Linked DNA regions of Homo sapiens: all the other regions are linked to region 2. Evidence: chromatin loops called from intact Hi-C (ENCODE). Cell type or tissue: PC-9. All regions are shown on one strand. Links, peaks and the distances in the headings refer to the core of each region. The heading gives the core; the rest is flanking DNA. Region 1 has its middle 22 kb from the start of LINC02902. Region 2 overlaps PKD1L1 (polycystin 1 like 1, transient receptor potential channel interacting). Region 3 has its middle 37 kb from the start of LINC00525.

The links. Peaks named below come from ENCODE experiments on the same cell type or tissue, not always from the same donor. Only the 100,000 strongest peaks of a DNase experiment are listed, where the experiment ranks them.
Region 1: it touches region 2 in a loop (7-fold over the local background); 6 of 110 quality-filtered maps call a loop at or near these places.
Region 3: it touches region 2 in a loop (5-fold over the local background); 5 of 110 quality-filtered maps call a loop at or near these places.

What each region holds. Positions count from the first base shown.
Region 1 is chr7:47,672,480-47,682,528 of GRCh38, forward strand. No RefSeq gene overlaps it. Among named protein-coding and RNA genes, the nearest start is that of LINC02902, 22 kb to the left of the region's middle. RefSeq lists enhancers at 1-593, 7,625-8,138, 9,683-10,049. In PC-9, for the core only: no CTCF peak of the experiment used is centred there; DNase peaks (open chromatin) are centred at 3,767 and 5,362; H3K27ac peaks cover 4,503 bases.
Region 2 is chr7:47,782,040-47,792,088 of GRCh38, forward strand. The region is part of intron 56 of PKD1L1 (polycystin 1 like 1, transient receptor potential channel interacting); the gene reads right to left. Among named protein-coding and RNA genes, the nearest start is that of PKD1L1-AS1, 8.2 kb to the right of the region's middle. RefSeq lists a silencer at 4,672-4,966. In PC-9, for the core only: CTCF peaks have their summits at 4,271 and 4,472; DNase peaks (open chromatin) are centred at 962, 2,112, 3,602 and 4,762; H3K4me3 peaks cover 3,239 bases; H3K27ac peaks cover 6,928 bases.
Region 3 is chr7:47,719,728-47,729,776 of GRCh38, forward strand. No RefSeq gene overlaps it. Among named protein-coding and RNA genes, the nearest start is that of LINC00525, 37 kb to the right of the region's middle. RefSeq lists an enhancer at 4,260-5,191. In PC-9, for the core only: no CTCF peak of the experiment used is centred there; DNase peaks (open chromatin) are centred at 5,084 and 5,814; H3K4me3 peaks cover 411 bases; H3K27ac peaks cover 2,715 bases.

The sequences.
Region 1 (10,049 bases), core at 1,163-9,162, 110 kb before region 2:
TGAGAGTTCCTTTTCCTTGCCTCTCACAGTGATATTTGGAAAACAAATGAGTGGTGGTTGCTAGGGGTTAGGGCTGTGAGGGAGGAGAGGGTTATACCTCTAAAGAGGTAGCAGGAGGGAGAGCTATGTGGCAGTGGGACACTTCTGTGCCTGGATTGCAATGGTAACACAAATCTTCACGTGTGATAAGATGACATAGAACTACACCCACACACTGAAGCAGCGCCCATTTTCTGGCTTTGACATTGTGCTATAGTTATGAAAGATTGGGGGAACTGGGTGAGGCGTGTATGGGCGTTCTCTCTGCTATCTTTGCAAGTTCCTGGGGATCTACAATTATCTCCAGATACAAAAATTAAAAAGAAAAGTCAGTATCGATCAGTCTGAGAGTAGAAGTTTCATTAACCTATAATTGCTATTTTACTTTTTCCTCCCAATTGATTAGTTGTTTGTTCTCACACAGCCAGACCACATCATATAACATTTAGGTTCTGACTATGTTCCTTGAAGAAAATATACACTCATCATGTGGGGAAACAATGGTGACGTTTCACCTAAGGAATGTGAAGATGGAAATCAAAGTTTTCTCCCAATCAGGTAACTGAGAAAGGCAGGAGGCCATAGAAGCAGCCGCCTCAGCCCCATGGGTCACATCTGTGCTGAGTGACAATCTGTGTCTTAATGAGAAGCAATAAAGGCTAATTATCCCCAGGGTTTGACAGGTCTTTCTCAACACTTCTGCATAAAAAAGCAAGGCCACCCAGTTGGTCTCTGGATTGCAGCCTGCAAGAATCCCATGGTGGTGTTTAAACAAACGAGAAAGAACACATCAAAGGGGCATCTTACAAAGGCCCAGGAGAAACCAAAGGGACCTGGTGGCCTGAGTCCCCAGCTAGAAAGACAGATTGAATGGTCATTGCAAAGGGTAGGCTTGAAGGGGATAATGTGTGGCCATATGGAATAAAAGGAACCTCATCTCATCGGCCATCCATCACTCCCCTCCAACAGGAACAGGTGGGTGATGGACAAAGGCTGTAGATACAGGTGCGTTTCTACCCCACCAAATTAACCTAAGAAAAAGCACGGTAGGAATGAAATTAGGCATTGCACCATTTATCTAATTTACATTTAGTGCCTTAAGAGCCTGTGAATGAACACTGGTTTATGCAGTCTGTTCACTCCGTTTTCAGTGGATTGCTGCAGAAGTAGCCTCTGATTTTATGGGGGCCTGCACACGCTGGCTCCTGCAGTCTTAGGGCCTGGTCTGAGGAGGGGCCCGGAGAGTGTGGAAGGATGAAAAATGGAGCAACCCGGGCCAGGTGCAGTGGCTTACACCTGTAATCCCAGTACTTTGGGAGGCCAAGGCAGGTGGATCACAAGGTCAGGAGATCGAGACCATCCTGGCTAACATGGTGAAACCACGTCTCTACTAAAAATACAAAAAATTAGCCTGACATGGTGGCACACACCTGTAATCCCAGCTACTTGGGAGGCTGAGGCAGGAGAATCGCTTGAACCTGGGAGGTGGAGGTTGCAGTAAGCCGAGACTGCGCCACTGCACTCCAGCCTGGGCGACAGAGTGAGACTCCGTCTCAAAAAAAAAAAAAAAAAAAAAAAGAAAGAAAAGAAAAAGAAAAATGGAGCAACCGAGGCTCAGAGGGTCTAAGGTGCTGGACGACGGCAACTGCAGGGGCAGACTCCGATTCCCAGCCTGGTGCATCCACCACTGGCCTTCATAGAGATTCTTGGGGGTCTGCGGGGGCCTGCTTTATGCCAGGCCCTGGAGGTATGGCCAGGAACACGACCCACTAGGCTCTGCCTCATGAGCTTACATTCTAGAAGTGGGAGATGGAGGTAATCAGTCCATATGGACGGGGTCAAAGGCCTCTCTGAAGATGCGGACTTTCCTAACACTCGCACCAGCCAGAGGACAAAGCATTCTGGGGGTCTGGGCTGGGAGGACACACGAAGTCCTTACAGTGCCAAAAAGCTTGGTCCCTCCCAGGCTGGACAAAAGCTCATGGTGGTTGGGGCAAGCAGGAGGGGAGAGAGGCAGAGCCAGGCTCTGAGCAGCAGGCAGGCGCCCCACCTCACTGAGCTAGGGCCTATGGGGCACGGTGAGGAGCTGGGTTTTAGTTAGAAGTCAGGTGGAAGCTGCTGGAGGATTTTAGGCAGGGGAATCATAGGGTATTATCAGCTCTACAAACAGAGAATTCAGGTGTTGTGTGGAGAAGGGATTCTGGGGGGCAAATGTGAAGGAAGAGAGGCCAGGTAGAAAAGTGATCAGAGCAGAGCAGAAAACACACCTGCATTCACACGCTCATGCACACACACATACACACATGCACACATACTCTCACACACATGCACACATACCCTCACAATGCTCTCACACAATTGTGCACACATACACACATGCACACATACTCTCACAATGCTCTCACATGCCCCACAGACACACACTCTCTTACAGACTCACACATTCACATGCACTCTCATGTACTCACACTCCCTCACACACACAAACTTTTATACATATTAGCATACACACTCAGACAAACATACACACTCAAGCACATCCCAGTGGTGACTGATCAGTGCAGTCACTGTGCACATTGTAACACAGGAGAGAAACGGCAGCTTTAAGGGATTGTGAGCCAAAGCAATCCTCCTGCCTTGGCCTCCCTAAAAGCTGGGATTACAAGCATGAGCCACCACACTTGGCCTCAATGCAAAATTTTTTTTGTTTTTTGAGACAGAGTCTCTTTCTGTCACCCAGGCCGGGGTGCAGTGGCGTGATCTTGGCTCACTGCAACCTCCACCTCCCTGGTTCAAGTGGTTCTCCTGCCTCAGCCTCCTGAGTAGCTGGGATTACAGGCACCCACCACCACACCTGGCTAATTTTTGTATTTTTAGTAGAGACGGGTTTTCACCATATTGGCCAGGCTGGTCTTGAACTCCTGACCTTGCAATCCGCCCACCTCAGCCTCCCAAAGTGCTGGGATTATAGGCGTGAGCCACCGTGCCTGGCCACCTCAGTGCAATTCTTAAATGACACTGAAAATTGTTAGCTTAGTATGATGTTTTTCCAGCCATACTGGGAATACTGAATTGACTTAATTTATGCATAGGAGGCAACATGCTGCCTGAAGAAAAAGTATCCTAAACCCTAATGGTTCAAGTCATCGGGTATTTCCAAGTTCACCAAGAAATTCAAACCCTGTCCTTCTTTACCATTTGAGGGAAAGCTGACACAGATCTAAATCTTGATGTCTTTCATGTGTACTGCCAACAAGTAAGGCAGCACAGAAGAGTAAAAATGCCTCAGTTTCTCAAATCTTGCTCTTGCGTTCAAATCTTGACTTTGCTGTCTCAGTCTGCCTGTGTATTGAATGGGTGCAATAACAGTTATCGCCCATTCTTTTTTTTTTTTTTTTTTTTTTTTTTTTGAGACAGAGTCTCACTCTGTTGCCTAGGCTGGAGTGCAGTGGCGCAATCTCGGCTCACTGCAAGCTCTGCCTCCCGGGTTCATGCCATTCTTCTGCCTCAGCCTTGCGAGTAGCTGGGACTACAGGCGCCCGCCACCACGCCCAGCTAATTTTTTGTGCTTTTAGTAGAGACGGGGTTTCACTGTGTTAGCCAGGATGGTTTCAATCTCCTGACCTCGTGATCTGCCCACCTCAGGCTCCTAAAGTACTGGGATTACAGGCATGAGCCAATGAGCCACTGCACCTGGCCCAGTTATAGCCTATTCTTTTTTTTTTTTTTTTTTTTGAGACGGAGTCTTGATGTCACCCAGGCTGGAGTGCAGTGGTGCGATCTCGGCTCACTGCAGGCTCCACCCTCTAGGGTTCATGCCATTCTCCTGCCTCAGCAGCTGGGACTACAGGCACCCGCCACCTCGCCTGGCTAATTTTTTGTATTTTTAGTAGAGATGGGGTTTCACCGTGTTAGCCAGGATGGTCTCGATCTCCTGACCTCGTAATCCACCCACCTCGGCCTCCCAAAGTGCTGGGATTACAGGAGTGAGCCACCGCGCCTGGCCAGTTATAGCCCATTCTTATAGCACTGAAGGAATTGTGCAATGGCTATGTAACCCCTGGGTCAAGTGCCTGATTCAAGATGGTGGAAAAACATTCCTTTCCATTCTATAGAACACATATGTATTGGATGTCTTTTCTGTGCTGGGTATAGTGCTTGGTGCTTAGGGAAAAAGCACTAGAGAGACAGATGTGGTTTGTGCTTGTGACAGTTTCATGTGTCAACTTGACTGGGCTAAGGGATACCTAGGTAATTGGTAAAACATTAGTTCTGGTGTGTCTGTGAGGGTGTTTGCAGAAAAGATTAGCATTTGAATTTATAGATGGAGTGAAGCAGATCCACTGCAAACTTCTCTACGCTCTCCTCCAAACCACATGGCACTCCTCTGTGCCGTGAGGTTTTGTCATGTTCGTTATCTGTGGATGTCATAGCTCTGCAGTTACCTGCTATGGTTTGGAAATGGGCTTATTCATCTCTACCATCGGTGCAGTGGCTTTGGGAGATGGGGCCTAGCGGGAGGTGTTTGGGTCATGGGGATGGATCCCTCGTGAATGTCTTGGTACTGTTCTTGTGGTGATGAGTTCTCACTCTGATGAGCCTGGATAATTTCCCACAGAATGAATTAGTTCCCGCAAAAGTTGACTGTTAAACAGACAGAATGCTTCTTGCATTTTGTTTCTTCAGGTGTGTCTTCTTGCCCTTTGACCTTCTTCATCATGTATGTTATGATGCAGCACAAAAGCTCTCACCAGAAACCAGGGCCATGCTCTTGAACTTCTCAGCCTGCAGAACTGTGAGCTAAATAAACCTCTTTTCTTTATACATTACCCAGACTCAAGTATTCTGTTTTAGCGACACAAAATAGACTATGATGGAAGATTGGTATTGAGCAGTGGGGTCTTTTTATAAAGGTACTTGAAAATGTGGAAGCCAGTGTGGAACTGGGAAATGGCCACAGGTTGAAAGAGTTTGGAGGAGCTGGCTAGAAAAGCACTGCATTGCCCTGAAGTGGGCATTAAGGATAATTCTGGTGAGGGCCCAAAGAAGACAAAGAGATTAGGGTAAGTTTGGAATTTCTTGGAGACTAGTTAAGTTATTGTGACCAAAATGTTTATAGAATTATGGACAGTAAAGGCCATTCTGATAAGGTCACAGATGGAAATGGGAAGTATCTATTTGGAAACTGGAACAAAGGTCACACTTGTTACAAATATTTGTATTTATGCCCTAAGGCTTTATGGAAGGTTGAACTTAAGAGGGATGACCTAAGATAATCTGGCGGATGAAATTTCTAAGCAGCAAATCACTCAAGAAGTGGTGTGGTTACTTTCAACAGCTTATGCTCAGTTATGGCAGCAAAAGAATGACCTGAAGGCAGAATTTACAATTAAAAGGGAAGCATAGAAATTTGGAAAATTTCCAGCCTGGCCATGTGGCAGAGAATGAAAGGGCATTTTCAGGAGAGGAATTTAAGAGTTCAGCAGAGTAATCACTTGCTGAGGAGATGACTGGGGGTGAAAAGGGAGCCAAGTGGTAACAGTAAGAAAAATGGGGGCTGGGCATGGTGGCTCACGCCTGTAATCCTAGCACTTTAGGAGACCGAGGTGGGCTGATCATCTGAGGTCAGGAGTTGGAGACCAGCCTGGCCAACATAGTGAGGCCTTGTCTCTACTAAAAACACAAAAATTACCTGGGTTTGGTGGCGGGCGCCTGTAATGCCAGCTACTCAGGAGGCTAAGGCGGGTAATCGCTTGGCCAGGGAGGTGAAGGTTGCAGTGAGCAGAGCTGGAGCCACTGCACTCCAGCCTAGATGACAGAGTGAGACTCCGTCTCAAAAAAAAAAAAAAAAAAGGACAATGGGAAAAGGCTGGAGAGGCATTTCGGAGATCCCTGAGGCCTGCCCCTCCCATCTGCCCAGATGCCTGAAAAGGCAGAATAATTTGGGGGGATGGGCCTGGGACCCTGATGCCCTGTGTAGCCTCAGGAAGCTGTTCCCTGGATCCAGCCTGGAGCAGCGGTGGCACAATTGGCTGAGATATTAAAGTGGTGTCATTGTCTGGGATAAAACCTGAGGTTCCTTGTCCCATGGCCATGGAAAACTAGGATGCTTACACACCAGAGTGAGGTTAAACTCAGAAGTTTAATAGGCGAAAGAAAAAGAAGAGATCTCTGTGCAAAGAGGGGTCTCAGAGAAAAATGGGTTGCTGTGGTGAAATGTAGGAGGTTTTATAGATGAGCTTGAGGAGGCAGTGTCTGATTTACAAAGCACATGAAAGATTGGCTGGACCAGGTGTGCCATTTGCATAGCACGCAAATGGCTGAGGACACAGCTCCTGAGAACTCAAGTTGTAAGCCTTGGAGATGTCCATGTGATGTCAAGTCTGCAGGCACCTAGAAGGCGAGAGCTGTAGAGGCTTGGCAGCTTCCTTTTTGATTTCAGAGGATGTTTCTGAAAATCTAGGGTCCAAGGCAGAAAACTGCTGTGGGGCACAGCCACCATAGAGTCCCTCCTGGGGCAATGCCTGGTGGAACTATGGGGCCAGGGTCACCACTGAAAACCTGGAATGGGAAAGCCACCAACAATATGAAACCTCAGCCTGGAAAAGCTGCCAGCACCAAACTCCAACCCATGAGAGCAGCTGCATGGGCTGTGCCCCGCAAAGCCATGGGAGCAGGGCTGGCTAAGACACTCACTGAGTGTTTCCTTACTAGGTGTTGACTTCTGCAGCAACTGAAATATATTCCTTGTCTAATTCTGACGAGGCAGGCTAATTAGAATTCTAATGCATAAACACCCCCTTTAGCTGGGCACTGTGACTCATGCCTGTAATCCTAGCACTTTGGGAGGCTGAGGCGGGCAGATCACCTGAGGTCAAGAGTTCGAGACCAGCCGGGCCAATATGGTGAAACCCCCTCTTTACTAAAAATACAAAAATTAGCCAGTTGTAGTGGCACATGCCTGTAATCCCAGCTACTTGGGAGGCTGAGGCAGGAGAATTGCTTGAACCCGGGAGGCGGAGGTTGCAGTGAGCCGAGATTGCGCCATTGCACTCCAGACTTGGAGACACAGAGAGACTCTGTCTAAAAATAAAAAAAAAAAAAAAACCCAAGAAAACAAAAAACAAAAACAAAAACAAAACGCTTTAGCTGTCTAGAGAACATTAATGGTTGTGCATATATCAGTTGTTCTCAAAATGTGGGCTGTGGATACCTGAGGGTCCTTGAGAGCTCCTCAGGGGATTACTGTCCTTCCCATACCAGGACAATGTTCTTTGCCCTTTTCACTGTGTTTAGATTTTCACTGATGGTGCAAAAGCAATGGTGTCTGATACTGCTGGTGTCTCAGTGTGAATGTGGTCACTGACACTGTAAACCTAAAATAAAAGTCTAAGCCCCCCAACCCTCAGAATGGACTTCCTCCTAGGCCAGGGAACTCTTATATTTAACCTGAAAGACTGGTTCAGGCCATGACGGGGAGAGGGGGTTGGGCACGCCTCATTTTCCCTCTCAGGCACCAACATCAACGCAGACTTTAAGTCTGACAAGAAACATTTACAGGCCGGTTTGGTGGCTCACGCCTGTAATCCCAACACTTTGGGAGGCCAAGGCAAGTGGATCACCTGAGGCCAGGAGTTCAAGACTAGCCTGGCCAACATGGAGAAACCCCGTCTCTACTAAAAACACAAAAATTAGCCAGGTGTGGTGGTGCGTCCCTGTAATCCCAGCTACTTGGGAGACTGAGACAGGAGAATTGCTTGAACGTGGGAGGCAGATGTTGCAGGGAGCCGAGATCACGCCACTGCACTCCAGCCTGGGAGACAGAGTGAGACTTAGTGTCAAAAAAAAGAGGCCGGGCGCGGTGGCTCACGTCTGTAATCCCAGCGCTTTGGGAGGCCGAGGCAGGCAGATCACGAGGTCAGGAAATCGAGACCATCCTGGCTAACACGTTGAAACCCCGTCTCTACTAAAAAATACAAAAATTAGCTGGGCGTGGTGGCAGGCGCCTGTAGTCCCAGCTACTCGCAAGGCTGAGGCAGGAGAATGACATGAACCCGGGAGGCGGAGCTTACAATGAGCCGAGAGTGTGCCACTGCACTCTAGCCCGGGTGACAGAGCAAGACTCTGTCTCAAAAAAAAAAAGAAAGAGAGAGAGAGAGGGAGGGAGGGAGGGAGGGAGGGAGAGAGAGAGAGAAAAAGAAAGAGAGAGAAAGAAAGAAAGAAAGAAAGAAAGAAAGAAAGAAAGAAAGAAAGAAAGAAAGAAAGAAAGACAAGAAAGAAGAAACATTTACAATCTACTGTAATGTATTCTCCTGCAGATGAAGCCTGCTACCTGGAGGCTTCATCTGCATGAAAAAAACTTTAGTCTCCACAATCTCTTATCGCAACCCAGACATTCCTTTCTACTGATAACTCTTTCAACCAATTGCCAATTAGAAAAATTGTAAATGTACTTATAACCTGTAAGCACCCCCGCTTCCTGCTTCAAGTTGTCCCACCTTTCTGTACCGAACCAATGTATTTCTTCAATGTATTTGATTGAAGTCTCATGTCTCCCTAAAATGTATAAAACCAAGCTGCACCCGGACCACCTTGGACACACGTTCTCAAGATCTCCTGAGGGCTGTGTCATGGGCCATGGTCACTCATATTTGGCTCAGAATAAATCTTTTCAAATATTTTACAGAGTTTGACTGTTTTCTTCAACACAGAGTTCGTTACTGCCACAAACTTAGAGTAAGAAAACTCAGTTTCTGATTAAACAGTGAACACTATTGATCAAAGGTCGAGCCCCTGAGTACAGATCTCTTAAATATATCCTGTGGGTTGCAATTGGAAGGGCACAGAAAGCCCCTTTGCTGCTTGCTGAATGGCGCTTGCTGAATGGCACATGCTGTCTGAACAGAAGCGCTTGTGTGATCCTTGCCTTGGAGCTGAACAGACAGCCTTTGCCAGGGAAGGAGCAACTGACAGGCTGTGGTCTTTCACACTTGTGTATTGGTCGGCTCATAGAGACTCTTGTGAAGAGAATGGGGACGCTATTGACAAATGGGGTTTCTTTTTTCCTATTAAATAATAAAATGAGTCAACATTTGGAAGATCTGCTTAATTCAGTGAATCAACATTTTTCAAATGACCAACGGATGATGTTACTGATTCACGCATAGGTAAGAGATTCATTCAGTGTGCTAGAGAGACCAACAGATTTTATACATAGAGTAGGAAAAGTTCATTGATTCCACAGTGTAATTAAACTTTAAGGAACTATCGCATGTCAAGTTTTGGTGGATTATCAAATAAAAATATTGACAATAATCTAAAAATGCCATTAAAAGTGCTCCATCGGCCTGACGTGATGGCTCACACCTGTAATCCCAGCATTTTGGGAGGCCAAGGTGGGCGGATCACGAGGTCAGGAGATCGAGACCATCCTGGCTAACACAGTGAAACTCCGTCTCTACTAAAAAAATACAAAAAATTAGCTGAGTGTGGTGGCAGGCGCCTGTAGTCCCAGCTACTCAGGAGGCTGAGGCAGGAGAATGGCATTAACCCGGGAAGCGGAGCTTGCAGTGAGCCGAGACCACGCCACGACAGCCTGGGCGACAGTGCAAGGCTCCATCTCAAAAAAAAAAAAAGTGCTCCATCATTTCTTTTTTTTTGTTTTGAGATGGAGTCTCGCTCTTTCGCCCAGGCCAGAGTGCAGTGGCGCTATCTCAGCTCACTGCAAGCTCCTCCTCCTGGGTTCACGCCATTCTCCTTCCACAGCCTCCCGAGTAGCTGGGTCTACAGGCGCCCACCACCGCGCCCGGCTAATTTTTTGTATTTTTAGTAGAGACTGGGTTTCACCGTGTTAGCCAGGATGGTCTCGATCTCCTGACCTCGTGATCCGCCTGCCTCAGCCTCCCAAAGTGCTGGGATTACAGGCGTGAGCCACCGTGCCCGGCCTATCATTTCTTAACTACCTATCTACGTGAACCTAGATTTTCTTTTCATATTTCACCAAAACAATA
Region 2 (10,049 bases), core at 792-8,791:
TTCCCCTCTGTCAGGACCACATGGTGTTGATTGCTGTGGCTGCATAGTATAGTATAACCACCTTCTGTGCAAGGCATCCAGTTCCTCCCCTCTCCACTCTGACCCACCATCCAATAAACCAGCTGTCTATGAGAGTTATAAATAATGTCACCTGCAGATTTTGAAAAAAGATGCTCAACTTCTGCAGGGTGCAGGGTGTTGTAGGTCCTTCAAAGGTCAGTGCATATTTCTAAACTTTAATAATTACATTTCCTTACTCCTGCCTGGCAACAGGACAAGGATGTTGGTCAAAAAAAAACCACAGTAACTTATGAAAGTAGAGACTGCAAGGAGGCCCTGGCAAGCACAAATCTCTGGAAAATTATTCAACTCAGGACAACTGCAGCAGAAAACTTTCCTAAGGTCTCTACTTTTTCAAGGACAAGGGCTAGTATTTCAGTAATACTTAAATTGATTATAAACTAGCAAGAGAAGCCAGGAAGAAGGTCACCATGAGAAAAGAGTTCCTCCCTACAGTCCCAGAGATTTGTATAACCTCATTCTATATTTACTTGAATTCTGAAGATCAGATAGAATAAATCTCCACACTGGTGTAGTGAATGATGACATTGGTACACCCATGTGTGCTAGCTGTAACTTGGACCCTCTGTCTTCCCCTCAAGAAAAGTCTACTGGGATAGTGGTTGAGTGAACATGGCTTTGAATAGGGAAACCCTTGAATCTGCTCTAATTTTTCTTCTCCTTGGTCCTACTTAAAATCAATTAATTGTCAAGCCTTTCAACTATATGTTGAGTAATAAATTATTCAAGACATAGTTAAGAGTGCAAAACCAGTGGGAACTGCTGTACTAGATTTTACCAAAGATAGACACTCACTCCCAAACCGCTGGGGAAATGGATTCGATCTTTACTAAAGGTGTTGTGCTGGTGACATGGATGAGGTATGTCTTTGGGGATTCTTACGTGATTTTATCCCTTGAGAATGAGTCACTTACCTGAGGAGGAGGCAACAGGAGCTCCTGACCTCAGAGGCTCTCCTACATTCCTGCGTTCTGTAACTTAGAAAGCCATTGGGAGTATACATTGATAGCTATATGGTATTTTAGGGAAGACTCAATGGCATTTCTATTTAAAAGTATTATTTAAAATAGCAAAAAAAATCATCTTTTGTTATTACTTGATCTTTTCCACAGTCAAATACTCAGATAATCTACTTGTTTTATAATTTTAATGATAATCAACATGTACTAACATACAAACATCATTCTTATAAAAGCATTTATAAATTAAGATCTACACAGAGTAAAAAAGAAGAGTTTGCTAATTTTTTGAGTATTTTGTTTTAGTTTTGTCAGATTAGTGAAACTAAATTTTTCAAAAAGCTAGAATTAATGGAAAACTATAATACTTTCTTCAAATATTTACATTTGCTTAAATGTATTTGTTTTGGGTTGAATTGTTCTTCCTCCAGAACAAAAAAGGCACTGGTGGATGTGACCTTATTTTGCTGATGATCAAGCTAAGATAAGGTAATTAGGGTCGGTCCTAATCCAATATGATTGTGTTATAAAAAGAGAAAATTTGGACACCCAGGGAGAATGCCCTGTAAAAAAGAGAACTACACTGCCACAAGCCAAGGAGCTAAGGGAAGCTGGAGAGATGCCTGGAACAGATCCTTCACCAGGGCCTTCAGAGGGAGCGTGGCCCTGCTGACACCCTGACCTTGGACTTCTGGCCTCCAGACTACAAGAGAATAAATTTCTGTTTGTGGCACTTTGTCATGGCAGCCCTAGCAAACTAATGCAGTATTTTACATATTCTTTTGGGAAATAATTGTAGTTTGCAAGACTCCAATTGAAATAGAAACCTCAAAAAGAAGCCAGCCGACAGTGTATTTTAGTCCTTGAGAATTCAACTTTCTTGAACCCTGCTAGGAGACAATTTGGCCCAAGTAAATAAATTATGTGTTCACAGTCATACAGAAGCCCTGGTTTATATCCTTAGTGCCTCGAGTGCCATTCTAGCACACATCTAAATAAAAGGGATTAACAATAATATTTCAACTTCATTGGAGCTATGTCTGCCAGGAAGGAATGAATCAGCAGCCACAAAAACATTCCTGCTTGTGAAGTCATCCCGGGAAGACTTAGTATAATCCATGAAAGCAGAGAGAATTCATTTCAGAAGGCTGTCTGCTTCAACATTTCTCTTTAGGTTTTAAGTTATTCCCACTTCCAATATATTAAGTATTTGTAAGCCATATCTAGTTCTTTTAAATTTAATTAGCTTTTCTTGTGATGTCCATCATGGGAAAAATTCCAAGACATACTTAGAAACATAGAAAAGCTTAGAAAAAATAAGAACCATTAAAACAAATCATATCTCACAACTATGACCCTATCATTTTGTCATCTCTTTACTTGAGTAATACAATAGCTTCTTTTTTTTTTGAGACGGAGTTTCACTCTTGTTGCCCAAGCTAGAGTGCAATGGTGCTATCTCGGCTCACTGCAACCTCCATCTCCCAGGCTCAAGCAATTCTCCTGCCTCAGCCTCCCAAGTAGCTGGGATTACAGGCGCCCACCATTATGCCCGCTAATTTTTTGTATTTTTAGTAGAAACGGGGTTTCACCATGTTGGCCAGGCTGGTCTCGAACTCCTTACCTCAGGTGATCCGCCCATCTCAGCCTCCCAAAGTGCTGGGATTACAGACATGAGCCACTGCGCCCAACCCACAATAGCTTCTTTTTAAAAGCGTTTCACTTGGAAATAATTTTAAACTTAATAAGAAAGTTACAAGAGTAATTCAGAAGTACTCAGCTACCCTTTCCAGAGCCACCTATTAGCATTTTCCCATGCTTGCTTTATTAGTTGCCCTTTTCTATCCATATACATCACCCACCACTTCTTTTTGCTCAATAACCAGTTCACTAAATATTTACTGAGTGCTGGTCTCTGTGGAAGCCACAGTGGTGGAGAGAAAGTCATGAGAACTCAGCTAGCAAGGGCAGAACCAGGATGTGAGAGCAGGTGAGAATGATCATTTTTAGTTAAGTCTAGGAATATACTGGTCCTTAACATGCTGAATGAAGTCTGGGAACTATGGGGTGCATTCTTCCTGAGCATACCTCATTTGAACTTGATGTTTGCATCCTTACCGACCCCTCTCGGCTTCACATGAAGAAACACATCATAACATAGGTCCAAGTGGATACAAAAGTTGCTCAGGTTTTTGTCCATAATTTTGAGATTTGTACTTTCCAAGTTCCAGGAATATAATGTTTTCTGAGTGGACATAGTTCACTTTCAAGTCAATGTTGTTCATCTTTGGATCCCCAGCCTCTAGAATTGTGCCTGGCACAAAAATACTTGAGGAATGCATGAAACGTGAAAGTGTTAATAGTCTCTATTAAAGCTATAGACAGCACTTACAGCATGCAGACACGAACTCCTTTAACTCCTTTACCTCTCTCAGTGGTCTCATGGGAGAGGCTCTACTACTGTCCTCCTTTTACAGAGTAGGATGTAAAGACACCAAGAAGTTAAGTCGCTTTCCTACAGTCACCCAGCCAGTAGTTAAAACTGAATCACTCCACAGTTGCTCAACCCTCAGACCTGCCTGACCTCCATGTTTATCAGCAGGAGTTGGGGCATCTCTAGGGCATCATACTTTCTGCATGTTCAGGCCGAGTTGATATTTCTTTCTTTTTTTTTTTTTTTGAGACAGAGTCTCACTCTGTCGCCCAGGCTGGAGTGCAGTGGTGCAATCTCGGCTCACTGCAACCTCTGCCTCCCGGGTTCAAGCAATTCTCCTGCCTCAGCCTCCTGAGTAGCTGGGATTATAGGCGCCCATCACCACAGCCGGCTAATTTTTGTATTTTTAGGAGGCACGGGGTTTCACTACGTTGACCAAGCTGGTCTCGAACTCCTTACCTCAAGTGATCCACCTGCCTCGGCCTCCCAAAGTTCTGGAATTACAGGTGTGAGGCACCATGCCTGGCCAATATTTCATTTTAAAAAGCCCCTTCTAGCCTGTTTCTTCCTCAAGGATTCAAACTTAGTGTTCAGATACATTGCATCATCTGTTAGAAAATACCAAAGTCAATGAAGATTCAGTAAGTTTACAGAACCTAACTATAACTACAAAAACTTCTAGATTTGAGGGAACTCAGTAAATTTCTTTGACAGTCACCTGTGACGGGGGCTACGTAAACGCATTGGGAAAAGCTAAGTATTCTAAATCTTCTCATTATTTTACAAACTGGCAAGTTAAAGGAAGAAGCTGAGAGAAAATTCACCCTCTTGATGGCTTCCTGCTCCTAAGTAACACTGACCAGCAGAGTTCAGAGCACAAACCTTGCTGAAAAGAGTGGCTGTGGACTGTGGCACGCCAGTCTTCACAGATTGTGTTGGGGACCCCAAATGTGAAAGGGAATGCAGATTTTCCACAGTTATAAAAACCATCTCACCTTCCTCCTGGCAGGTAGGTGCTAAGGAATTACACTGAAAAAAATAAAGGCAAAAATCCTCTAGGAGAGACTCTGTGCCCTGAGGTCAGGCGCTCCCCTCTGGATGTTCCTGCCTTACGCAATGGTATTCACAAAAGCAAATCAAGAGGAAAATATGTGGAGGAAAAACCCTTCTGACATCTCTAAATTGCATCCACTGACTAGTGGCCTAGCCAGCTCCTGCAAAGTGGTGAGTCATCGCAGTAGAGAAGAGGCCCGAGCAAGGAGCAGGGCAAGAGCTCGGAGGTCCTTCTGCCCAATCAGCAGCAGCCCCCGGCTGGGAGGTCTCTTCGGGGTCCAAGGCTACATAGCTGAGAGGCCACAGAGTGCCAAGAACCGTTAAGGGGGCCGAGCTGGCAAGGGGGAGAAGGTGGGGGCTGGCAACTCACCGCATTTTGTTGCCATGAGTCACTTTAAAAATACAAAGAACAATATGATTTGTAGGTGGTTATTGATAGCTCCAGGCATCCAATCCTTCTAGTTTATAAAGATACAAATCTTAATTATTAATGGTTAAGATGAAGAAACAAATAAATGCCTTGAAGTTAGGAAATTCAAACGAATTGTTTCCTCAGATCCCCTCACACAAAAAAGGGTCTGTTCTGTAAAGTCCAGCTTGCTTGGCCTATTCCAAGACCAATGACATTCCTGGTTCTTTCCCAGGGAGGCCAGCTAAACTCATGTTGCAGAAACTTGAGTTCTGCAGGCAGAAACCCACCTGGGAGCCAGGTGAGAGAGACCCACCCTTGGCAGCATTAACTTTTTGCCAAACATACTTTTGATAAATACCTCATAAAGTGATAGTCCAGAAAGCGTTGTGTTTTCCTGTGGAATGAAACCAAAGTTATGATTGCATTGTTGCTGAAAACGTCCCACTCATACACAAGAAAAGTAAGTCATAAGGGCAAAGACAGCACCTACAAGCCTCCACCATCATTTGAGGGAAATTCTTTTCTCAGCCATAGGAAATTAGTATAGATTACTATGTGTTGTAACTGTATAAGGACTCACAATAGTGTGTGTTGTGTATATAAAGGACTGCTCAACCATATTATAAATTTAAAGTTCTTGCTAGTTATATGAGCTATAAAATATATAAACAAATTAAGCGGGTTTAAAGGAAAGAGATGAGCCATACGCCTTTAAAATGCTGTGGTGGGACTTTGTTTTCATTTGCTTTTTGAGACAGGTTTTCACTCTGTTTCCCAGGCTGGAGTGCAGTGGCATAATCATGGCTCACTGCAGCCTTGACCTCCTGAGCTCAAGTGATCCTCCCACCTCAGCCTTCCAAGTAGCTGGGACTAGAGGTGTGTGCCACCACACCTGGCTAATTTTGTATTTTTTGTACAGACAAGATCTCATCATGTTGCCCAGACTGGTCGCGAACTCCTGGGCTCAAGTGATCCTCTAGCCTCGGACTCCTAAAGTGCTTGTATTGTAGGCGGGAGCCACTGTGTCCGGCCTGTTGTAGGACTTTTGAACTGACAATCTTTTTGTCCTTAACCTTAGTAGTAAAGGCTCTGATGTTGTATTATTAAATATAATACTGACATTTAACTTGAGCTATATTCCTATTTTTTTTAAAAATATCGATTTCATTTTTATTAAGAATATGTTTTAATACTTAGGAATGAATGTTGAATTTTATCAAATGCAGCCATGGAAAAAATAAAATGATAGCTTCCTCCCTGTTTGGTGAAGGTTATTAATATATTCTTTTTTTATTTATTATTTCATTTATTTTTATTTTATTCATATATTTTTATTTTATTTATTCTATTGCCCAGGCTGGAAATGCAGTGGTGCGATCTCTGCTCACTGCAACCTCCACCTTCCAGGTTCAAGAGATTCTCGTGCCTCAGCCTCCTGAGTAGTGGGGATTACAGGTGTGCACCATGCCGGGTTAATTTTTGTTGGCCAGGCTGGTCTCAAACTCCTGGCCTCAAGTGATCCACCTGCCTTGGCCTCCCAAAGTGCTGGGATTACAGGTGTGAGCCACCACACCCAGCCCAGTTATATATATATATATATTTTTTTTTTTTAATTTTAATTTTAATTTTTTTTTTGAGATGGAGTTTCTTTCTGTTGCCTAGGCTGGAGTGCAGTGGTGCAATCTCGGCTCACAGCAATCTCCGCCTCCCAGGTTCAAGCCATTCTCCTGCCTCAGCCTTCCAAGTAGCTGGGAATACAGGTGCCCGCCACCACACCCGGCTAATTTGTTTTGTATTTTTAGTAGAGATGGGTTTTCACCGTGTGAGCCAGGATGGTCTCGATCTCCTGACCTCATGATCCGCCCACCTTGGCCTCCCGAAGTGCTGGGATTTCAGGTGTAAGCCACCGTGCTTGGCCTATTAATAAATTTTTAATATTAAAACATTTGTATCCTGATTTAATACTCATATGATCATGGGATATAATTTTCTTAATCTGCTGCTGGATTCTATTTGTTAATGTTTTATTTAGATTTTTGGTATCAAAAATCAATAAGACTGACATGTAGTTTTATTTTTAATTTGGAATATTTTTGTCCAGTTTTTAGATCAATAAATTGCTTGTTTCATAAAAACACATTCGGAAGCTTTTCTTCTGTCTCTGCTGTGGCACAGTTTGAAGGTCGTTCTGGACTTACATGCTTCTTAATAGTTTGGTGTATTTTCTCTGTGAAACCATCTGGGACTGGTGCTTTTGGAGGGATAGAACTTCAAATACTGTTTCAGATTTCTGTCTCTACTCAAGTCAGTTTGTTGCATAATAAACAATGATAACTGTTCTCTCCTTCCAAAATTTTATAATTTATTTAATTTCCTAAAGGTTATTTTCTGTTTCTCATTTTTATTTTGTATATGAATTGTACTCACTTTGTTCATCATATTTAGATACATTAGCCAATAATTTGTCAATTTAATTGTTCGTAAAAAGATTCATCTCTTGGATTACTTCATTTTGCTGTTGATTTCATTAAATTATACTTTCATTCTTTCAACTTCTTTCCTTCTGTTTTGCTTAGTGTGTGTGTCTGTGTGTATATTTGTGTGTGTTGTGAATTTTTCCTATTTGAGCTGAACACACACTTAGTTTACTTTTATTTGTTGTTGCTCCACTTTATATACCATGGGATTTCGTCTGTCAGTGCTTTCTGCTAAGCACTAATTAGCAGTATATATTGTCCTTTGTTTTAATCCCATCATTCAAAAATAACAATATATACCTTATGGTTTAAATATAAATACATACAATTATCTTTCTTCTAAAATTTTCAATTAAATTCTTTCATTTTTATGTTACAAATATAGTAAATACTATCCATTTTTTCTCCTCTGTATAAATCCTCTATTTTATTTTATTTATTATTTATTTTTGAGGCAGAGTCTCACTCTGTTGCCCAGGCTGGAGTGCAGTGGTGTGATCTCGGCTCACCGCAACCTCTGCCTCCCAGGTTCAAGCAATTCTCTTGCCTCAGCCTCCCGAGTAGCTGGGACTACAGCCGCGTGCCATGACGCCCAGCTAATTTTTTTGTATTTTTAGTAGAGACGGAGTTTCACTGTGTTAGCCAGGATGGTCTCGATCTCCTGACCTTGTGATCCGCCCACCTAGGCCTCCCGAAGTGCTATGATTACGGGCGTGAGCCACTGCGCCTGACCCAATTTTATTTTATTTTTTACAAAATTGGTCATTATATTTTCTTTTCTTAAAAATTATGTTTTTCCTATCATTTGCCCAATTTTCATATGCACATTTAAACAGTTTTTTATGATTAAAACAATAATAATAATTGCTAAATAAATAATTTTTTTTTTTTTGAGATGGAGTCTCATTCTGTCACCCAGGCTGGAGGTGCAGTGGCACAATCTCGGCTCACTGCAAGCTCTACCTCCTGGGTTCACGCTATTCTCCTGCCTCAGCCTCCCGAGTAGCTGGGACTACAGGCGCCCGCCACCATACTCGGCTAATTTTTTTGTATTTTTAGTAGAGACAGGGTTTCACTGTGTTAGCCAGGATGGTCTTGATCTCCTGACCTCGTGATCCGCCCACCTCGGCCTCCCAAAGTGCTGGGATTACAGGCGTGAGTCACCGCACCGGGCCATAACTTAAATAATTTTAACTCACTTGGAGATGACTTGATTTTCAGGGGTAGGAGGTATCTAGGTGTCAGTAGGATTATCTTTTTTTAAGTCCAGCGACTTTATTAGTGTGTGTTTTATTTTTTATTTTTATTTTTTCTGTTTTCTGTTTTTTTTTTTGAGACGTGGTCTCACTCTGTCACCTAGGCTGGATCACCCCTCACTGCAGCTTCTACCTCCTGGACCCCAGTAATCTTTCCGTCTCAGCCTCCTGAGTAACTGGGACCACAGGTTTTGTTTTTTTCTTTGGAGAGATAGGGCTTCACTATATTGCTCAGGCTGGTCTTGAACTCCTGGGCTCAAGTGATCCTCCTGCCTTGGCCTCCCAGATGCTGGGATTATAGGCATGAGCCACTACACCCACCCATGTTCTAGTTTTAATAGATGTGAATCCATTTCTTCCCTGGGACACAGTTCTTTTTTAAATATATAGGTGTATATCTCTTTTCCAGTAAAGTCTTTTAAAATTATATTTTAAAATATTTTTTTCTGTTCAAATTTTCTGGGCTTTTTTAGGGGAGACACTAATTATAGATACCCTTTCCGTGTCTTACGCACATTCTTCCTGGTCTGATTTCCATGTGTATTACTTTTCCTAAAATCAATTTTAACTTTTTTTCTCTTGCAGAATTTTCCCAAATATGTCATCCATATAGTTTATTCTCTTTTCTGTGAATCTATTTGCTTTATTTTTTTCTTTTCCATTTCTTTCCTCAACTCTGTTAATTCACTGTCTTTTTATTTCATCTTGGAGTTCTTTCATCTTGGCTTCAAACTGTCATTTCAAAGAGACATTTTTTTTTTTTTTTCATTAACTTAACCTTTGTGTGGAGAACATCTCGGTTACAATTTTTACCTGTTGATGGCAATTGTTTTCAAAGTTATACCCTTCATCTTCACTTTTGGTCATTTTTACATACTGCTTTTTCCTGAAGCAGATTTGCATAGATGCAATAATTATTTGCTTTTATTATTTCTACTCCTCTCTACATGTGGAAGTTCAACTTTTCATAAACGGTGTTCTTCCCTGGGTTGTTGTGAATTAGGGCCCGGGAAGGGCTGGGGCAGAGAGCTTATAGCAGGTACTTCATGTTCTCCTCTGCCTTCAGAGAGCTCCTTCATTGCCACTCAGTCATGTGAACATGACAGCTCTGGGCCAGCAGAGTATCTCTCTGGATCTCAGGGAAGTTACCACTGGAAGCTATTTATCTTTGGGGCATGGCACTCATCCTTCTTTTTCACTGTGTACCTGGCACATGGTGTGTCTATTGGTGTTGATTTTTCTATAGTTTGCAAGTAGTGTGACTCTAGGTCTGTGAACCACCAATAGTTCCTCCCCTAGGCAGCCACATCAACAAACAGCTTCCTACAAAGACGGCTTCCTGCACGTTTTGTCCTTCAGTCCTATGTCCCAGGAACT
Region 3 (10,049 bases), core at 1,425-9,424, 62 kb before region 2:
TTCATGTGACAGATGTAGAGTGGTCAAATTCATAGAGACAGAAAGTAGCGTGGTGGCTGCCAGGGGCTAGAGGGACGCAGAATGGAGAGTTTGTGTCGAATGGGGACAGACTTTCAATTTTGCACAACGAAAACATTCTGGAGATGAAGCGTGGTGATGATTGCACAATAACGTGAATGTGTTTAGATATCACTGAACTGTATTGTACGCTTACAATGGTTAAAATGGTAAATTTTATGTTAAGTGTATTTTACCACATTTTTTTTTTAAGAAAGAGAAGGTGCAGAAGTTGTACCAGCTCACCTTTCTGTCAGTGAGCCTCTTAGATCAGACAGGCCAAAACTTCTGGAGACGTTCAGGCCACTGGGGTCCCCTTTCCCCAGCTGCCAAGCTGTTTTCTGATTTTCATAGCTGCCCTCAAGGCCTCCTGGCCGATCCTTGAACTTGCTGCGAACTTTATGGAGATTGGTGATTGCCCTGCTTCCTGGTGGCTGGGCTGCTATAAATAATAATAATGCTGATAATGAAAAGAATTGCTCAGGGTGCAGCAGGAGGCTCGCCAGGCTCCCAGACTCACGGGGGGAATGGGGAATGTCATGTCCAGGGGCTGCTTTATGTACTTGGTGTTAATAAATCATAATAATTAGATACTGGTCCAAGTCATTTGAAATTCATTTCTTTCATTCATGCAGCATTGCAGGAAGATGAAGATGCTGGCTGATTGACCTCATTCTTCACGTGCACTCAGGGCTCAGGGCCAGCGCAGGGCTGGGGAAGCTGCTTTCTTCCCACGCCTCCAGGGCCCAGCCTGGCCGTCTCACAACCTGGCCTCCTTCTTGTCTGTGAGCTCACACTCTCTTTCTTCCCCCGCATGCAGATGGTGATGATGGCCAGGACACTGGCCACCTGCCTGCAGCATGCCCAGGGCCTGGGCTTTGAGGCTTGTCTTCCCATCCTGAGTGCTCCACATGCTTTATCTCACTGGACCCTCACAACATGCCTTTGGCAGGTGAGGAGGCTGAGGCTGAAGCTTGGCCTTGAATGTTGGCATGAGTCCTCACCAGCGTGTGTATTTGTCAGGTTAGACTGGGCTCTGCCGTGGTAACGAAACATCTACTAAATCTCAGTGGTTTCACATTGTCCTTGTTTATTTCTCACATATGCAAAATCTTCTGTGGGCCCGTGACTTCACAGGGCAGCTGTCCCTTGTACAGAAATCGAGCCCTGCAGGCTGCTCCTGTCTCCAAGCTTGGCCAGCTCCAGAGAAAGCGACCTTCACCTTCATGGTGGGGGAACGTCCATGGAGGTCTGTCACCCGCATGTTTACACTTCTGCCCAGAAGTGACACACGCACTTCCTCTCATGCCTTTTATCCAGAGCAGCCACAAGCCAATCCCCCTGCGAGGGTCTTGGGGTGTGGAGATCCTGGGCCTCCGTGAGCAGAACTGGAGGTGAGTGAGCTCCAGTGAGGTCTGCAGCTGTGTCTCCTCATCTCAGTGCTGTTGACCTTTGGAGCTGGAGAAATCTTTGCTACGGAGCCTGTCCTGGGAATCGTAGGATGTTTAGCAGCATCCTTGGCCTCTACCCACCAGATGCCAGTGGCACCATCCACTTATGACACCAAAAATGTCTTCCACATTGCCAAATGTCCCTTTGTGGGCAAAACGGCCTTTAGTTGAGAACCCTCGGGGCCTGCACCATGCTGTGTCTATGGATAAGGTGCCCAACGCTCTGAATCTCTTTACTAATTTCGAGTTAATGCTGCCCACTCTACAGAGATGATGTGAGGATGAAATGTCTCTGACTCGTGTGAAAGTGTGCAGCACTGAATCCCAACTCAGTAGGGCCAGGGCCCTGTTTTTGCTTCCCACTGTATTCCCAGTGACTGGCATGGAGGAGGCTCTCAGTGTTGATTGAGATGATGAATGAATGAATGCTCAGTCCTGGCATAGGACAGTGCTGAGTAAGTGGCAGTTCCACCCCCACCCCATGACCTATTTACACACAGATATGGGTTTTTGGGCCTTCATGGAGGCAGGAAGCAAGGGGCAGAACAGGATGGCCCTGTTGCGCTTCTCTACCTGGCCGACAGGTGTCCCCCCGAGCCCCTTCTCACGGGGTACTGCTTCCAGAAAGGCTGTGATGGGGCTGCTTGCTCCCCAACTCTCCTTTTCCCTGGCCACTGGTCAGAGTCTCCTGGGAAGGTCTCGGCCGCAAGTTGGCCAGCCCGAGGGGGTCTTCGTCTGTAGGGAGTCTGTGCTTCTGCGGGGGAAGAACCTCCTGGGGAGCACATCTGGTGCTTTGACTCTGATGTCAGATCAGACAAGTCCAGTGCTCAGCAACCCCAGACTTCGCTGACAGAGGCTGTCACATTCCTTACACACCTGGGACACTTTCTCTCCCTGTTGAGACTAGCGCTTTTTCTCTTTCTCTGGACTTGGTTCCCCAAACCTGTGCTTCCCCAGCCCCTCCAGTTACCTCCAGCTCTTGGTGAATCACTCTGTGCCCCTGATACCCTTCACCCAGGCTGTGGGCCAGTCTCCATGAGCAGCGTCTGTCCTCACGTTGGCCTGTCCCCCTCTGGAGGCCTGTGTGCTGGGCTCCTCCGGCCATGCTGTCCTCACTCTCCTTTGGCTCCACACAGTTCTGCCGAGGGGCTTCAGCTCGGCTCTGAGTACCTCCTCTTGGCCTAAGACCTGCTCACTATCTTCTGGACTTTCTACCTGGGACAGGGAAAAAGGGTGCTGTGCCCTCTTCCCGTGGTTGTGGTGTGGTGGGAAGAGGAGACGCTGAGGAGCCAGACACATCTGGGAACCATCCCAGTTCAGTCTTTTCACAGCCTCGGTTTCCTCAGTTTCAAAGCGTTAATAAGGTTGACCCTCATGTCTCGGTTACCTCAGGCTGCTGTAATAAAATAGCACAGACTGGGTGGCTTAAACAACAGACATTTCTCTCTCACAGCCCTAAAGGCTGGAAATCAAAGATCAAGATGTTGTCAGGCTGGAATCCCCTGAAGCCTCTCTCCTGGGCTTCCAGATGACGGTCCTCCCCCTGCGTCCCCACATGGTCCTCCCTCTGTGTGTCTCTGTCCTAATCTCCTCTTCTTATAAGGACACAGGTCATATTGGATGAGGGCCTACTCTAATCATCCCATTTTACTTTAATTACTTCTTTGAAACCCTATCTCCAAATACAGCCACATCTGAGGGCCCAGGAGGTTGGACTTCAGTGTATGAGTTTTGGAGGGACACAGTTCAGCCCATAGCACCTGGCAGTTGGACCTGAAGATGACCCCAAAGGATTGAATGAGTTGATGTGGTTACCTCCTGTTATGCTTCAAACCCATCCTGTGGCCGCCATCCAGCCCATGGGGTTCTGCCTCCAAACCATCATCTTCTACTCCGTTACTGCTCTCCTATTCAATGGCTGGAGACACAGAAGCCAAGACCTCCTAACTCCACATTTAATTTTTAATTTCCCCCACTTTTTACTTATTCTGTGCTGGGAACACAGAAGTTGCGCATAGATGGAAATGAGTACTGGGTGACATTTCAGGGGGATTACACATGGCCGTCTACCTTCTTAGCCCAATGGCTGGTTTGCATTTGCCCCAAGGGGTGGACTTGACTTCTGCTACTTCTGTGGTCACCTCTGTGCCCTCCCAGGTACAAGATGGAAGTCCTGATTTCAAGTCACTCCATTATTCTCCATGACATGGGTCTCATGCACCATGGGTTCTGGTTGGAGCCATAAGCGAGTATGAATGGCACTGTCTGTGTGACCCTGGAGATGGCCTCATGCAGGGGTCCCCAGCCCCTGGGCTGCGGGCTGGTACCGGTCCATGGCCTGTTAAGAACTGGGCCGCACAGCAGGGGGTGAACTGCAGGCGAACAAGCATGACCGCCAGAGCTCCGCCTCCCATCAGATCAGCGGCACCATTAGATTCTCATAGGAGTTCCAACCCTATTGTGAACTGCACATATGAGGGATCTAGGTTGCATGCTCCTTCTTTTTTTTTTTTTTTTTTTTTTGAGACGGAGTCTTGCTCTGTCACCCAGGCTGGAGTGTGCAGTGGCGCTATCTTGGCTCACTGCAAACTCTGCCTCCCGGGTTCATGCCATTCTCCTGCCTCAGCCTCCCAAGTAGCTGGGACTACAGGAACCCGCCACCACTCCTGGCTAATTTTTTGTATTTTTAGTAGAGACGGGGTTTCACCGTGTAAGCCAGGATGGTCTCGATCTCCCGACCTCGTGATCCGCCCGCCTCGGCCTCCCAAAGTGCTGGGATTACAGGCGTGAGCCACCACGCCTGGCCTACATGCTCCTTCTAAGAATCTAACTAATGCCTGATAATCTGAGGTGAAACTGTTTCATCCTGAAATCATCTCCCCTGCCGCCACTGCCAGTCTATGGAAGAATTATCTTCCAGGAAACTGGTTCCAGGTGCCAAAATGGTTGGGAACCGCTGGCATACTGGGTGTGAAAGCTGTGTGGAAATTGCCATACCCCTAGAGGAGTGAGACTTTGTCATCCTTCGGCCATTCGTTCATGCTTTCCTGAGTCCACCCCTCCGGTGTCTACTGGAGTCTCCCACTGGCCATGCATGAGGAGGATACAGGGCAAGTCTGACGCTGACACTGTTCTCAAGGGCTCTGTCATCCTGGGGCGATTGTCTGAGGCCTCCTGCAATTCCTACAAGGCAAGGCCTAAAGGGCCACTGGCAGGATGTGGGGACGCCCCTGTGCCAGCTCAGAGCAGCAGCGTTGGGGAAGGTGTGTGCCCGGTGTGCGGCCTTCGAGTTGGCCCCTGAGGTGTGGCGTGACGTTGCTCTGGGAGTCAGGAGCAGGGAAAGGGCCTGAAGCAGGTGGAACAGCCTGGGAGGGTGCAGGGCCAGGTATGGTTAGAAATGGTCTGCCTCCCTCGACAAAGAGCTACATACATCCAAGCTGCAAACAGTCCCCTAAACCCTGTGCAGCTGGCAAAGCCCATGTGTTTAAAAAGCCTGCAAGTCCCCGACCCCAGGGTGGCCCCAGCAGGATGTTGAGGAAGGCTATTCAAGGCATTTGGAGATGAAGTCATCAGGATTCTTTCAATACTGCTTAGATTTCATGTAACCTGAAACTTTTACACAAGCCAGTCTCTGCCTATGAATGAAAGAATACTGTTCCCCCACCTCCAACCAAACCCTTCCCTTTCCCCCTTTCTTTGATCTGGTGACAGACAAAAGAGACACGTTTGCCTATGGAAGCCATGGGATTTAGGTTCCAGGCCTACCCAGTGCTCACTCTGAAATTCCCAGAAATAAGGTTAAATGGCTGAGCCTGGCTGCAAAGCTGAAATGTGCAAGGACCAATGAGGGAAATGTAAGAAGGGCGGGGTAGGTTGCCAAGTTGGGATGATGAGGGCAGACAATGGGTGGTCCTGGTGCTATACAAGCTCTGGGGAAATATCTGAGCAACTCTGAATCTGACATGTTCCACACTGATGGACTCTGAGATTTAGACAGCAGTAAAGGAGTGGCCAGGAGCTGGCCAGGCCAGGTGGGGGTGGCTATTCCATCAGGGAGTGGGGACCTTGTGGTCTTGAGTGATGCTGAAGGGCATGGGGCCTGGGCTCCTCAGAAAGAAACAAGCCTGCCCCATGCTGCTGGCAGGCCCTCCTGCCCATTTCTGGGGTTATCTGCAAACTACCTTCAGGGAGTTTAGCAGGAACCAAAACAATGAACTCTTGAGAACAAGGTTGCCCTTAAAGGAATCCACACCCTGAAAAGCCACTGAGGCCTGATACCTCAATTTCCTGGTGAAGGATGTTTTTATCTGGTTGGCTGGGCACTCAGCTCATGGTGTGTTTGTTCAGTAAGTCATTCTGCCTAGCCCCCACGTGTCAGGGGTTTCCCCCTGGCCTGCGGAGCTGGGAAGGGCAGGCTCTCCATCCTGCGATCTGTCCATTTCTGTCAACTCAACCTCTCCTAGATGATTAATCTGCTCCCAACCAGCAAAACAGAATACTGTATGTAGAATACTGTACTCAGGATACAGCCAGAAACACCTTTGATCTGATTCTCATCAAATGTTCTGCTATGAACACAAAGTTTACACTCATGGAGGATTGCATGAAAGTCTCTTTCTTCTAAGAAGACTACATTTCAAACTTGGATTAAACAAAATTGGGAAGCGTATATTTTAAACACAGTGTTTGGCTCCTTGTAGAACATTTACCTTTACTGAATTATACATGGGGATTAGGCCAACGGTCAGCATGGAGAGATGTGAGAGTCAATTAAAAAAAAGAAGAGTTGAAACATAGATAGTGTTGCCCAGCAGTTGAGAGAATAGGCTTTGGTGCCAGTAAAACACTGGTGTCCTATGGCACATTACTTAAGGTGTCTGTGCCTCAGTTTCTTCACCTGCAAAGTGAAGCTGTCGCTCTACCTACTTTATAGGCTGGCTGGGATGATTGAGTGAGAGGAAGAAGGTCAATGCCATGCCCCATAGAGCAGGTGCCCTTCCGTGCATGTTGCTGGAGAGGTCAGAGACCAAAGGAAGGTAGGCATGGCAGCAGGCATGATCAAGTGGAGGCTGGTTCTTCTCAGCCAGACTGGCTGGCACCAAAACTGTTTCCCAGTTCTGTTTTTGGTTTTTATGTATTTATTAATTTTTTCACTCTGCTGCTCCACTATAAAGCCAACACAGAGTTTCCAACCAATGGCTTCTTCCTTCAACAATTTAACATCCAGCCAGGTGCATCTGTAGCGAGCCAGTTGGAGGCATTCTGGCTGGAGGGTGCAGGGCTAAACTGATTACTCTGCATGTTGCTGTTCTGGTTTGTAAAGAAGCAATGTTCCTCATTAGTGTGTGTTAGCCTGTAGAGAGCAGAAGTTGAATTAGGAATTGCTGATTGAAAACCTGATTTTTGAACTCTCCATAACCTGGTAAATGTTTAAATGTCCTATTAGGAGGAAATTAAAGCTCTGCTGGACTAGTTATAGATTAACAATAGGAAATCTTATTATAAAAGTATAAAGAGATTTCACATTTCCTCAATATTCAGAACAATATCAACCTAGCAATAGCAACTTGTTATTTGACATTAAGCACAGAAACCAGATTATTACCATAGTAATGAACTTGTTTTTCTGTTCTTCTTGCAATGAATGACACTGATTTCTGCATATGGTTGACTACACTTTGTCACAAGGGTCATAAGAGAGTTGGCTCTTCTTGCTTTTTTTTTTTTTTTTGTCTGTGCCCACTGGCATCTCCAGGTCATTGGCTTCTCCATCTCCCTGTCTGAGATATATATGAGGCAAGGGGAAGATGCCCCAAAGAACTCACCATTGAGCCATTCAGTGGGGGCCCAAAGTCTCTATACAGTCTGCCTTCTTTCTACCTTCAGAGTCTTCTTACTGTGCTTAATACCCAGTGCCCAGGCTTTTTAGTTATGCTTAGGGAAAAGTGAGTTTATTCCATCTTTCCACAAGATGGAGTGCCCTGTTGTTTCTTTTCTTTCTTTCTTTTTATTTTTGAGATGGAGTCTTGCTCTGTTGCTCAGGCTGGAGTGCAATGGTGCAATCTCAGCTCACTGCAACTTCCATCTCCTGGATTCAAGCAATTCTCCTGCCTCAGCCTCCCAGGTAGCTGGGTTTACAAGTGCCCGCTACCATGTCCGGCTAATTTTTGTATTTTTAGTAGAGACAGGGTTTCACCATTTTGGCCAGTCTGGTCTCGAACTCCTGACCTAGTGATCTGCCTGCCTTGGCCTCCCAAAGTGCTGGGATTACAGGTGTGAACCACCATGCCCTGCCAGCTTTTTTTTTAAAAAAAACAGGTTAAAAAATCGTGCTGAACAGCCCTGAAGTAATCATGTATGTTGATGCAGTACTTTGCATCAATTATACTACATATATTCTCTCTCTCATTCCAATTATTTTTCTCATTCTTTCACTCTCTCCTTTGTTTTTAAACCTTCTCTCACTGTCTTTCTCACAAAAATATGAACACACTTATATAAGCTTACACACACAAATCTTAACCTATAATTAACACAAGTGAACAAATTAAAATTAAATGCTAGAGGAGTGAAGAATCAGTAAAGAGAATTATGAAGTTATAAAACAAAATTAAATATCTAGATACATTAAGAATTTTTAGGTCAACATCTTCTCTGCAAATGTTAAAGTCAACAAAGAGATCCAATTCCTTTGCTGAGGAATAAAAGCTTTTTAAACACATTTTAAAAAGGAGTTGTTTATGATTAGAAGATCCAGATGTGCTCATATTTAAAAAGATATTTTTAAACTAAAACTGACCGCCCAATTGAAAGACTCATACTTTTTTGTTTAATGTGGTTATAGTTTAGACGAGAATCAGACTAGTTATAATCCAGAAATACTTTAGTTCTGAAAGTTAGGGATCGATATAAAGTTTTATGGATGAAATTTTTGAATTTTGAGAGAGTAGGCTGCATACAACTTCATGCTGTTTTCAAATTTTAACTCCAGATTGAAAAATTTTTATTGTATTTTTAGCAATTTCATCAAAGGGCTGATGGCTTTCAAGTTTAAACTCTAGCTTAAGGATTGAATTTTAATAAACAGAAAAGGTCTCTGGTCACAAGCGCACTCTTTGAAGGTTATCACACATTGTATATAAATGTACCTGTATGAGCGTCATCACTCAGATTAAAATGCCAAGGTCAGCAGCACCCCGGAAGCCATTCTCTCCTTCTCAAAGGTGGCCACTATCTGACTTCCAGTGACACAAATGGATTTGCTTGTCTCTGAACTTTTATAATGGGGATTATCCACTGAGTATGCCTTTGATAAGGCCTCTCGTTTGAGAGATTGAGGGTCGGCTTCGCGTTTGAGAGATTTCTCCTTGCTGTTGTGTGTAGTATTAGTTCACTCACTTTTATTCTGCATAGTGTTTTGTTGTGTGAGTATCCTGCTTCAGCTATCCTGTTATCCATGGACAGTTGTGGGCTGTTTCCTCCTCGTTCCCTGGTTTTGGTTTACAGCAAATGATGCCTCTGTAAGCATTCCTATATGTCTATTTATGTCTATGTGCTCGCATTGACGTTGGGCTTTTCCTAGGAAGGAAGTTTCTAGGGAGCAGGTTTGTGTAATGTTCATATTTAGTAGTTGCTTTCCAAGGGTTTTCTGAAGTGGTTGTGCCCATTTTCATCAGCAGCGTACGTGAGTGCCCATGGCTCCCTTCCTTTCCAACGGTTGGTGTTGCCCCAGCCTCCACTGCCACTGCATCTCACAAGAGCTCCAGGGTAAGGAGTTTCTCTTTTTGTCAGTTAGAATGTTAACGATCCCCCTTCAGTAAACTAGAGGACTTCTGCACCCTCACTTTCCCCTTGACTTTTGTCATTTATTCTATTAAGATATAATTCACACACCATACACGCCACCATTATCAATGTCTACAATCTTCATAAGGTTGTGGAACCATAACCATAATCCAGTTCTGGAATACACATCTACTGAGAGCCATGTTTTCAAGGTTCAGGCGTGTGTTGTTGCATGCATCAGTTGCATGTATCATTCATTATTATAGCTGAATAATACTCCATTGTCTGGCTGGAATGCATTTTGTTTTCCATTCATCAGTTGATGGGCATTTGGGTTGATTCTGCTTTTTGCCAATTTGGAATCATGCTGCTATAAATATTAGTGTACAGGTTTTTGGGTAGACATGTGTTTTCAGTTCTCTTGGGTATGTCCCTTGGAGTAGAATTGCTGGGTCATGTGGGAATTCTATGTTTAACTTTTTGAGGGACCACCAGATTGTTTTCCACAGCAGCTACTCCATTTTGCATTCCCACCAGCAGTGTATGAGGCTTTTAAATTCTCCACGTCCTTACCAACACTTGTTATTGTCCTTTTTAAAATTGTATTTTAGCCATCCTAGTGGGTGCACACTCATTTTTGCAACCAAATTTCTCTTGGCAGATTCTCATAAACTCAGAGTCAAGGTTGATTTCTTTCTCTTTATTTTCCTATAGGAAGGAGATTTAGCACACCTCTTTTAAAAACAGAAATACTCA